Regions from separate parts of the Homo sapiens genome. Here region 1 is linked to region 2. A link is a contact called in ENCODE Hi-C or POLR2A ChIA-PET data. All regions are on one chromosome and are shown on one strand. The core of a region is the stretch at or near the end of the contact, and the rest is flanking DNA. Distances in the headings are between cores, read along the strand shown.

The links. A loop is a pair of places that touch in the nucleus more often than their neighbours do. ChIA-PET counts read pairs that join two places held with the same protein, here RNA polymerase II (POLR2A).
Region 1: a loop to region 2 is called in a map of transverse colon, with 14 times the contacts of the local background. The contact joins the promoter of PDXP here to the promoter of OSBP2 in region 2. A Hi-C loop is called at or near these places in 1 of 168 maps with a recorded cell type or tissue (transverse colon). POLR2A ChIA-PET finds 5 or more read pairs at or near these places in 1 of 52 experiments (WTC11).

What each region holds. Positions count from the first base shown.
Region 1 is chr22:37,657,151-37,661,969 of GRCh38, reverse strand. PDXP (pyridoxal phosphatase) reads right to left here and starts at 3,247. Exons shown (of 2, transcript NM_020315.5): 1 at 2,614-3,247. The coding sequence starts at 3,187. PDXP-DT (PDXP divergent transcript) reads left to right here and starts at 3,593. Exons shown (of 6, transcript NR_109952.1): 1 at 3,593-3,715. RefSeq lists enhancers at 1,022-1,532, 1,533-2,044, 2,871-3,372, 3,561-3,610, 3,621-3,690 and silencers at 2,751-2,860, 3,061-3,370.
Region 2 is chr22:30,693,511-30,698,128 of GRCh38, reverse strand. OSBP2 (oxysterol binding protein 2) reads right to left here and starts at 3,255. Exons shown (of 14, transcript NM_030758.4): 1 at 2,576-3,255. The coding sequence starts at 3,219. RefSeq lists silencers at 3,069-3,118, 3,503-3,582.

The DNA of each region.
Region 1 (4,819 bases), core at 1,998-4,497, 7.0 Mb before region 2:
ACTCTGTCTCAAAAAAAAAAAAAAAAAAAAAAAAAAAAAAAAAAAAAAAAAATTAAAGAAAAAGAGAGAGAATAAAAGCCACGTGCTCCGTTGGTGAGCGATTCCTTCTGGGACAGAAAGGGCTTCCACTGAGTCATCCCAAAATGTTCTTCTGAGCTCAAGAATGGCCCCAACTCTGTCCTTCCCCACCAGGATGGAGCTGTTCACCTTTGGGCCCTGTGTCCCACATCCTTCATTCAGCTAATATTTACTAAGGCCCAACTACATGCCAGACACGGGATAGAGCAGTCAACACTACAAAGATCCTGACCTCAGGGGAGCGAGCCTCCTAGCAGGGGCATCTGGGAACATCGCCGTCTCCCAGGCCACCATCATTCCACTCCCCTCCACTCTGTAATCCACCGCTCTGCATGTTATGCTGATGACGTATTCCTAAGACAGCAGGCCTTTCTATTTGTCAGCTCAAGTGGCTGCCATGTGGTGACAAGATAAACACACAATTTCGGAGGTCCCTGGGGCAGGGGAGGAGGAGTTGGGGGTGAGATATTTGCATTATTTCAGACATACACATCATGGGGGCTTTTATTAATATTGTCACACCACACCACACCACACACACACACCACACCACACCACACTGTTTGAAAGCTGCATCAAGCTGTGCACAAACATGATCGCAGTGCTGTATTTGTTAAGCCTCTGCCTCCCCCTCTAGGCTATGGGAGTGACAGCAGGATGGGTGGGCACAGCCAGGTGGCTACTGAGACCAAAGGGGTCTGGATTCCACAGACGCCTGCAAGGCAGGTGTGGGCAGGGCCTGGTTTCTCCCTAGCTCCTTGACAACCAGCCTTCCTGAGCCCTGGGGAACCTCTTAACCCACAGCCTTAACCTGAGCCTTGAGGCCTCCTGGGAAAAACTTTTCATAGCATAGCCTAAGGCAGGCAGGAGCTGCTGCCGCTGACAGCCCTGACCAGAGAGCCCTCAACACAGACTTATAGGGAAACTGAGGCTGAGGTGAGCCCGCCCACATACCAAGCAGGTGTGCAGCACAGCCAGGAGAGGCCAAGGACTACAGAATCCCTCTCTGCCATGCCATAACACTGGGTTTACATCTCCTGGTGTATTATCACTGCCCTGCATCATGCCTCCTCCAGGAAGTCTTCCTAGGTGCCCCTGGCACTAGGCCCTGCTCACCACCCCACCATAATCCTGTGTCTACTTCTCTCCACTCAATACCATCCTGTACCCCCAGGATTTAATATCAATGACTGTCCGGGTCAGTGGCCAACAGAGACGGAGTGACAGAGATCTGTCCACGGCCCCAGTATACTGACTGGGCTATTAACCTGTCCACACACACTGACCACTGCCAATTAGCCTCTGCTGCCACCTGCTCTTGTCTAACGCAAACCCTCCACAATGGAGGAGCCTCCTTTTGCTTCTGCCTCCCCTGCAGGGCTGAACTCGCAAGATGACAGCAGTGAAGACTGCCCTGGAGGTCGGTGTCACAAAGGCCAAATTCAGGTTCCCGCGCTCTATCACTCTGCCAGAGAGTTGCTGGCAGAATTCTGCCCCACCCATCATTGGGGTGCGGTTGGAGGGTTGGAGGGGAAGCCTGCGAGGACTGTCCCTACTTGTGAGGGCTGAAACACCAATTCCCAGAGGCAGGATGGAGGCAGGTGTGTGGGGACACAGGAGGTGGAGGGGCTCACTATATCTGTTCTTGGGCAGCTCACTTCCCTTCTCTTAGTCTCAGTTTCTTTCCTCTTCTTTTAGAGATAAGGTCTCACTATGTTGCCCATGCTGAAGTACAGTGGCTTTTCACAGATGCAATGATAGCACGCTACAGCCTTGACCTCCTAGGCTCAAGCAATCCTCCCGCCTCAGCCTCTCGAGTAGCTGGGACTACAGGCTGTTGCCACTGCATCCGGCTGCCTCAGTCTCTTTACTTGAGAAATGGGACAATAACTTCCATCTCCAGAGTAATTTGGAAACCAAAGAAGAACACACACAAAGCTGTTTCATTAAGTTCTCTGTAACATGGGGGACTCTGGCTACAACTTACATCATCTGAACACCTACTATGTGCCAGGCACTCACCCTGATCACCGTCACCGGGCATGCTGAGCACTGCCATTTCTCACCCAGGCAGAGATGCTTGGAGGTTATGTAACTGAACACGATTACACAGCTGTGAAGCTGGAGCTGGACCTGGAACTGAGGTCAAACTCCACCGCCTTTGCTCCCCACACACCTGCCTACACCCTGCCTCTGGGAATGGTGTTTCAACCCTCACACAGGGGGACAATCCTCCCAGGCTTCCTCTCCAACCCCACCCCGATGGTGGGTAGGGCAGAATTCCGCCCAACTCCCTAAGTTACAAAGGGCCTCAGTTTCCTCATCTGTCCAACAGGGACCACACTGCTGCGCCTCACAGGATGACGGCTACAGGGATCAACCGCCCCCCACACCAAAGCACCCTGGGCCTCCCTCGCACTCTCCTGTTCCCCACCTGCCACCTGGAGACGCCTCTTCCCCGCCCCTCACCCTTAGGCGTGGAGGCGAATGCGCAGGTCGCCCCCATCTCAGTTTCCCCGCCATTCCCGCGCTCACCAGGGGTCCGGCTGCCGTCGCTCAGCGGGTGCCATGGGTCACGGTCGGTGGCCACGAGTAGGCACTCGGGGTCGCGCAGGTGCGCGCACGCCTCCCTCAGCTTGGCGAAGGAGAAGTGCTCGTCGTAGCCCACAAGCACGGCGCGCACGCGCGGGGCCGCGCCGTCCCCCGCGCTCGGGTCCCCGGCCAGGCGCAGCCCCGCGGCGCGCAGCTCGGCGCGCAGCCCCTCGCCGCCCAGCACGAACACGGCGCCCGGCGCGTCCGGAGGCCCGGGCAGGCGCTGGCGCAGCAGGCGCGCGGCGCACAGCGCGGAGCTGAAGAGCTGCTCGGCGCGCAGCCCCCCGAAGCCGAGGCGCGCGAAGCGCAGGGCCAGCTCGGGCCGCGCGCGCCGGCTGTTGTTGCTCACAAACAGAGCCGCCTTGCCGGCCCGCGCCAGCCGCTCCAGCAGCTCCGGGGCGCCCGGCACGGCGCGCTCGCCGTTCCACAGCACCCCGTCACAGTCGAACAGGACCCCCTGCGCCCGGCCCAGCACGTCGCGCAGGGCCGCTCCGCGCAGCCTCTCGCAGCGCGCCATGCAGCCGGCCGGCCGCCGGCCTCCCGCGCCGCGCTCTCTCCGCGGGCACGGCGCGCTCTCCCTGGCACGTTCCACGCAGCCGCCAATTGGCGCGCTGGAAGGACCGGGGGGCGGGGCGACGGCGTGGCCTGCAGCCAATGGGGGCGAGAGTCTGGGAGAGGAGCGAAGCCGCGAGCTAACGGAACTTGGAGAGAGGGGCGGATTCGTGGCCAACACCGAGGGGAAGGGACCAATGAAGAGCTAGCTTGATCCTTCTCCCCGTCCCTGGTTCTGCTGGACCAGTCGCCGCCGAGTTTCAACGCCGACTACACTCTTACGCGGTGGGAGACTGACGCTCTTCTTAACCAATAAGAATCTACAAACAAAACGCGAAGCGAAAGGCCCCGTGCCCTCCAGCCAATCAGAAGCTTAGGCGAGCTGGTTGCTGGGAGAAAAACAGATGTTAAATGAACTGCCTTTGGGTCGAATCTCATTGCCCCCTGAATCGTGGACGCTCCAGTTCAGAGCGAAGTCCCAAGAAACGTGTGTGTACGATGGGGTACGAGGCACATGGTGTCTTCTTGGGTGCTGGAGCCCTCGGTCTAGACCAGTAGTTCTTCACACTGCGTTAGAGTCCCCTGGGAACTTATTTTCAGATATCATTTACATATAGTAAAATGCATAGATCTTAAATGTACAGTTCAATGTCTTGACAAATGCTTTTGAAATCACCGATGTGTAGCAGGACAGATCCTCATGTAAGTGTTTTGGGTGAAGACTGGGCATTTTTTGGTTTGTTGGTTAGTTGGTTTAATTCCAGGGATTCTACCGTGAGCTAGGATAGGGTAGGGAAGCACTGGGCTAGAGGCTGGTAGGCTGTCACTGCAGCACGCCCCGGGAGGGCAGGATCCAGAATGGTCGTGGCCAATTGCCCAGAATAGTAATGGGGTGACCCAGGTTGGCTGGGTCCCTGTCTTAGGGAGGAGGCCTTGTGATCTGGAAGCAACCACAGGTCTTGGGACCTTTGAGGAGCCACTGGTCTGCAGTGTGGGGATGAATGAATTGTGAGCTGTGGTGTCACAGTTTTGAAGTTGTCTGCCAACTTCAGATAAGGCTGTGACCCCCAGGAGCAACTGGAGCTCCAACGACTTGGGAAAAACTGTACCTTGTACCCAACCTTGGAAGCTCAACTAGCTCCTATTCCCCAAGTGCCCTAAGCCTTTTGCTCCTGGCCTTTGCATAGATAGTCTCCTTGGCCTGAATGTTCCTTTTTCCTTTAAAAATTTCACCTTCAGGGCCGGGCTCGGTGGCTCACGCCTGTAATCCCAGCACTTTGGGAGGCTGAGGTGGGCGGATCACGAGGTCAGGAGATCGAGACCATCCTGGCTACGGTGAAACCCCGTCTCTACTAAAAATACAAAAAAAAAAAAAAAAAAAAAGAAAAAAATTAGCTAGGCGTGGTGGCGGGTGCCTGTAGTCCCAGCTACTCGGGAGGCTGAGGCAGGAGAATTGCTTGAACCCAGGAGGCGGAGCTTGCAGCGACCTGAGATCGTGCCAATGCACTCCAGCCTGGGCAACAGAGCGAGACTCCATCTCAAAAAAAAATAAACAAAAAATAAAAAATAAATAAAATAAATAAAAATAAACAAAATT
Region 2 (4,618 bases), core at 2,006-4,505:
TGCTGTCAGGGTTACGTGACAGACCTGGAGGATGCTCAGTCCTTGATCCCAGCTGGCAAGATGGCCTGTTCTAGAAGGGGAATTCAGATCAGAAGTGGGGACAGGAGAGCGGCGTCAAACATCTCAAGTGGCAATTCCAGCTGCACTTCAAAAGGGCCTTTTCTGCACATATACTCATCTCTGGTGGCATTCGGACACACAGCCTGCAAGCTGGCCGTCTCTGGGGAGGCCATTGAGGTTCATTCATTCAGCCTCAGTTCCCCTTTCCTGGCCAGCCTTGCATGGAATGCAATGAGGGCACAGGATCGTATAAATGTCAGGAATCGTTCATTATACCTGGGTAAGGTCAGCAACAATTTGACCCATCTTAGAATCTCGAAAAGTCCGAAAAGGAAATTGCAGAGCTGGACTGTACACGCACACACACCAGAAACTTGTTCTCACTCCCTCCTCCCCACAAAACTAGCATTTATCTTCACAACATTATCAGCAAGCAGTAAGAATTTTTCTTAGTTACCCAGAGAATCTGCACACTTGAGATCACTCTGAAATGTCAACCGTCTACACATTTTGTTTTAAGAAAAGAAGATTTGGGAGGCTGAGACGGGCAGATCATGAGGTCAAGAGATCAAGACCATCCTGGCCAACATGGTGAAACCCCGCCTCTACTAAAAATACAAAAATTAACCGTGTGTGGTGGCGCACACCTGTAATCCCAGCTACTTGGGAGACTGAGGCAGGAGAACTGCTTGAACCTGGGAGGCGGAGGTTGCAGTGAACCGAGATTGCACCACTGCCCTCCAGCCTGGTGACAGAGTGAGACTCCATCTCAAAAAATAAAAAAAAGAAGATGGACATCTTTGCTCTTCCAATTAAAACCCAAAAGCATGATATCAGGTTTTACTTCCACTAAAACCAGGCATTTCTGCCACTGTGGGAGACTATACTTATAAACATTACCTTTAACTCTTCAGTTTAGTAGTACCTGGTAAATACAGGTAACACAGACATGCTGAACTCAAAGGTGAGTGGGTATCAGGACACATTTGGGACAGGTCCAGATGTTGGTGTTCAGAATCCCTCTCTACCGTCTACTGGGCCAGTGCCTTTGGATAATGGGCTCTGTGTCTCCCCATCAAACCTCAGAACTCCTCATTTGTAAGACAGGAGAGGCCGGTGTGGTGGCTCATGCCTGTAATCCTAACACTTTGGGAGGCCGAGGCAGGCGAATCACCTGAGGTCAGGAGTTCGAAACCAGCCTGGGCAACATGGTGAAACCCCATCTCTACTAAAAATACAAAAAAAAAATTAGCCGGGCATGGTGACGGGCGCCTGTAATCCCAACTACTCAGGAGGCTGAGGCAGAAGAATTGCTTGAACCTGGGGGGCGGAGGTTGCAGTGAGCCAAGATTGCACCACTGCACTCCAGCCTGGGCGACAGAGCAATACTCCGTCTCAAAAACAAAAACAACAAAAAACAAAACCCTGTAGTGGGTGACTTGAAGGGATACTGTTGGCTGAATGAAGTGAGTGAAGTGACCTGAATTTCAGCAACAGCAAGTCAAGGTCCTTTTGTGTGCAGCAATGAAACAGTGCTTCTCAGAGTGTGGTCCTGGACCAGCATCACCAGCCACGCCTGGGAAGTTATTAGAAAATCCGAATCTCAGGCCCTTCCCCTAGGCCCACTGTAACAGAAATTCATTGGGGAGGCCCAGCACTTTGTGTTCCAACAAGCTCTTCAGGGAATGCTGATGCACACTCAGGTTTGAGAACCACTGGCATAGACTGATCTGAGTTCTCAAGGCTTAAACCAACCATCCCCAGGAAGCAGACCCAGGGAAGAGCCAGTAAGAAAGCAAAGGGAGGCTTCAGTAACCTCCTTTCAACCAGTTTCAGTGGGAAGACAGTGTTAGCTCTCTCACCACTGGACTTTAATTTTGAATCCCGTGCTGGGTCTGGAATAAGAAAGGAGGGCAGCAAAACACTTCCTAGCTCTCCGCAAAATGCCAAGATGGACTCCTGAAGGCCAAGAACCGTGTCCAATACATCTGTGAGTCTGTGGTGCCCAGCCCAAGGCCTGGCAACCAGAGGCATCAGGAAAGGTGGGAGTAACTGCCCCAGGCGGGAAGAATAAGCAGCCCTTCCTAAGAGTGTGGGTCCTAAGGACTGAACAAGGTGACTCTCTCCCTCAATCCCAAACACACAATGATGTTAGCTCCCGAACCAGAAAGGGCAAGGACTTTGAGGGGCTGACTCTAGCTAGCTGCCCCAAGCCCCACAACTGCCAAGCAGAAGGGAACTGAGGCCCCAGATCACTCCCTTACTCCACCTCCCCACTTGCCCAAAAACCCAAGCTTGCCAGAGGTCATGTCCGCAGATCACATTCACCCTTGCCAGAGGTCAGGGCCCCCGGCCCTTGGCGGCGGGCCAGAAGCGTGACTTGGCCTGCTGGAATGCATGCCCCTAAACATCTCTAGACTAGTGGCAGTGTCCGCCAACCATGGAGGCCCTCCATCACCATCCCTGCAGCATCACCACCCTCCAACCCCCATGTCCCACCCTGGCGCTTCCATACCTGTAGTAAGAGAGCAAACCATTGCCCAGCACGAACCAGCGGCGCTGGTAGCCCTTCAGATAGTTGGTCCACTTGAGAAGCCAGCCCTCGAAGCTGTCCAGAGGCAGTAAGGCCAGTGGGGCACTGGAGGTCGTGCCAGTCCCCGACATTGGAACCCCAAGAGGAGTCTTCGCCTGTCCTGGTCGCAGAAGAGGCAGGGGCTTTAACGCTGGCAGCGATCCTGACTCGGGTCTGAGAAAGGTCGCGCTCCCCACCGCCCGGGAGAGCGGCTCCGATGCGGCCTTAGTGAAGGGCCCAGCCCCTACACCTGAGCTTGACTCTGACCCCGGCCGCGACCCCTGCAGCAGTTCCGATGGCTGCCCAGCCCCTGGCTCCGGCTCAGACGTCGTCTCGGACACAGGTTCCGATCTTGGCACTGCCTCCGAAACTGCCTCCGACACCTGTTCTGACAGCGGTCCCCGCTCCGGTTCGGGCACGGGCTGGGGCTGGGGCTTGGGCTCCGGCCCGGAGCCGGACGTGGAAGCGCTCATGCCCGGCGCCGCCGTGTGGCACGACAGGCAGGGGACAACCGTGAACAGCGACGAGAGCCCGCGGGAGCGGCCGCCACAGCCGCCGCCTCGGCTCGGAGCCGCCGCTTTCCCCATAGAGCCGGCCGACCCGCGCGCGGCCGAGCGGCCAGTGGGGGCGGGGGGCAGGCCGGGGGCGGGGCCGGGGGCGCAGTCACGTGCGCGCGGCGCGAGGCGGGGGCGCGCGCGGGTTCCTCCGCGGTCCCGTGCGCTCCGTGCCCGTCAGCGCCCGCCGGCTGTTGTGCTCTCGGCCAGCCTCGGGCCATGTTTGGACCCTGGGTCCTTCCTAGGTCCGGCCGGTGGAAGGAGCTCTGACAACACCTGTGGGCGGAAGAGCTTGGTGGTCGGTCAACTCCGAAGGGGATGGCGCGCTTCAGGCCACGGTCTCTGCTTCGGCCCAGCCGTGCCAGGCGCTGGAGGAACAATGATGAATGCGGAGCCCGCCAGCTCCCAGCGCAGCTCTGCCCACGGGACCCTGCGCCGACGCCCCCTCCCCCAACCCAGGCTGGGGTGGGTTCGCTCTCCGCCACCCAGGAAAGCCGGGTGGGAAGCAGGTACGGCACCCAGAGGCCACGAAATGCGCACGAAGCACAGGGGCGCTAAAGGCTAAAGACGACGCCCCGCCCCCCATGGCAGCCATTACCTGTCTGTGGGTCGCTCCTGCGGCCGCCAGAAGCGGTGGCCCCAAGTGGCCGCCTCACCGCCTCCACCTCCTGAGCCAGCTGGCCTACGGTTCATGCCAAGGCGCTTCGCTGCCAGTGACGACATCGTTCGGGTTCTCTAAACAAATAGGGGAAGACTTTTTGTAAACCAAGCGTTTTAGTACAAGAAACATCTCAAAGTGGGATTCTGAACTTGGACCTCCCGGGATCCCTGGGTAGGCTGGCAGTCTGTGAGGCTTCCGCAGAGGTTTACCTGTCTGTGCATTTTTCCAGAGTAGGTCCATAACAAAGGAGGCTGTGACCCCAGAATGGTTAAAACATCAGCGAATTTTTTTTTCCGCTTTTTTTTTTTTTCCTTTTTGAGACTGAGTCTCACTCGGTAGCCCAGGCTGGAATGCAGTGGCGTGATCTTGGTTCACTGCAGCCTCCGCTTCCCAGGTTCAAGCGATTCTCCTGCCTTGGCCTCCCTAGTAGCTGGAATTCCACGGCCCGCACCATGCCCAGCTAAATTTTGTATTTTTAGTAGAAACGGGGTTTCACCATGTTGGTCAGGCTGGTCTTGAACTCCTGACCTCAGGCCAGGATCCTCCCGCCTCGGCCTCCCAAAGTGCTAGGATTACAGGCGTGAGCCACTGTGCCCAGCCATCAGTGATTTTTTTTTTTTCTTAAGAATCTATCCAAATGACGAAAGTTGATGGTTACTACAAATAATCAGAAATACAAATGGAAAGACTGAACATTGGGTTTCTGTCCAGACTTTTCAAGCTTAGACCTCTCTGCAGACTCCTCTTAGCTCACCATCACGTCTTACTCTC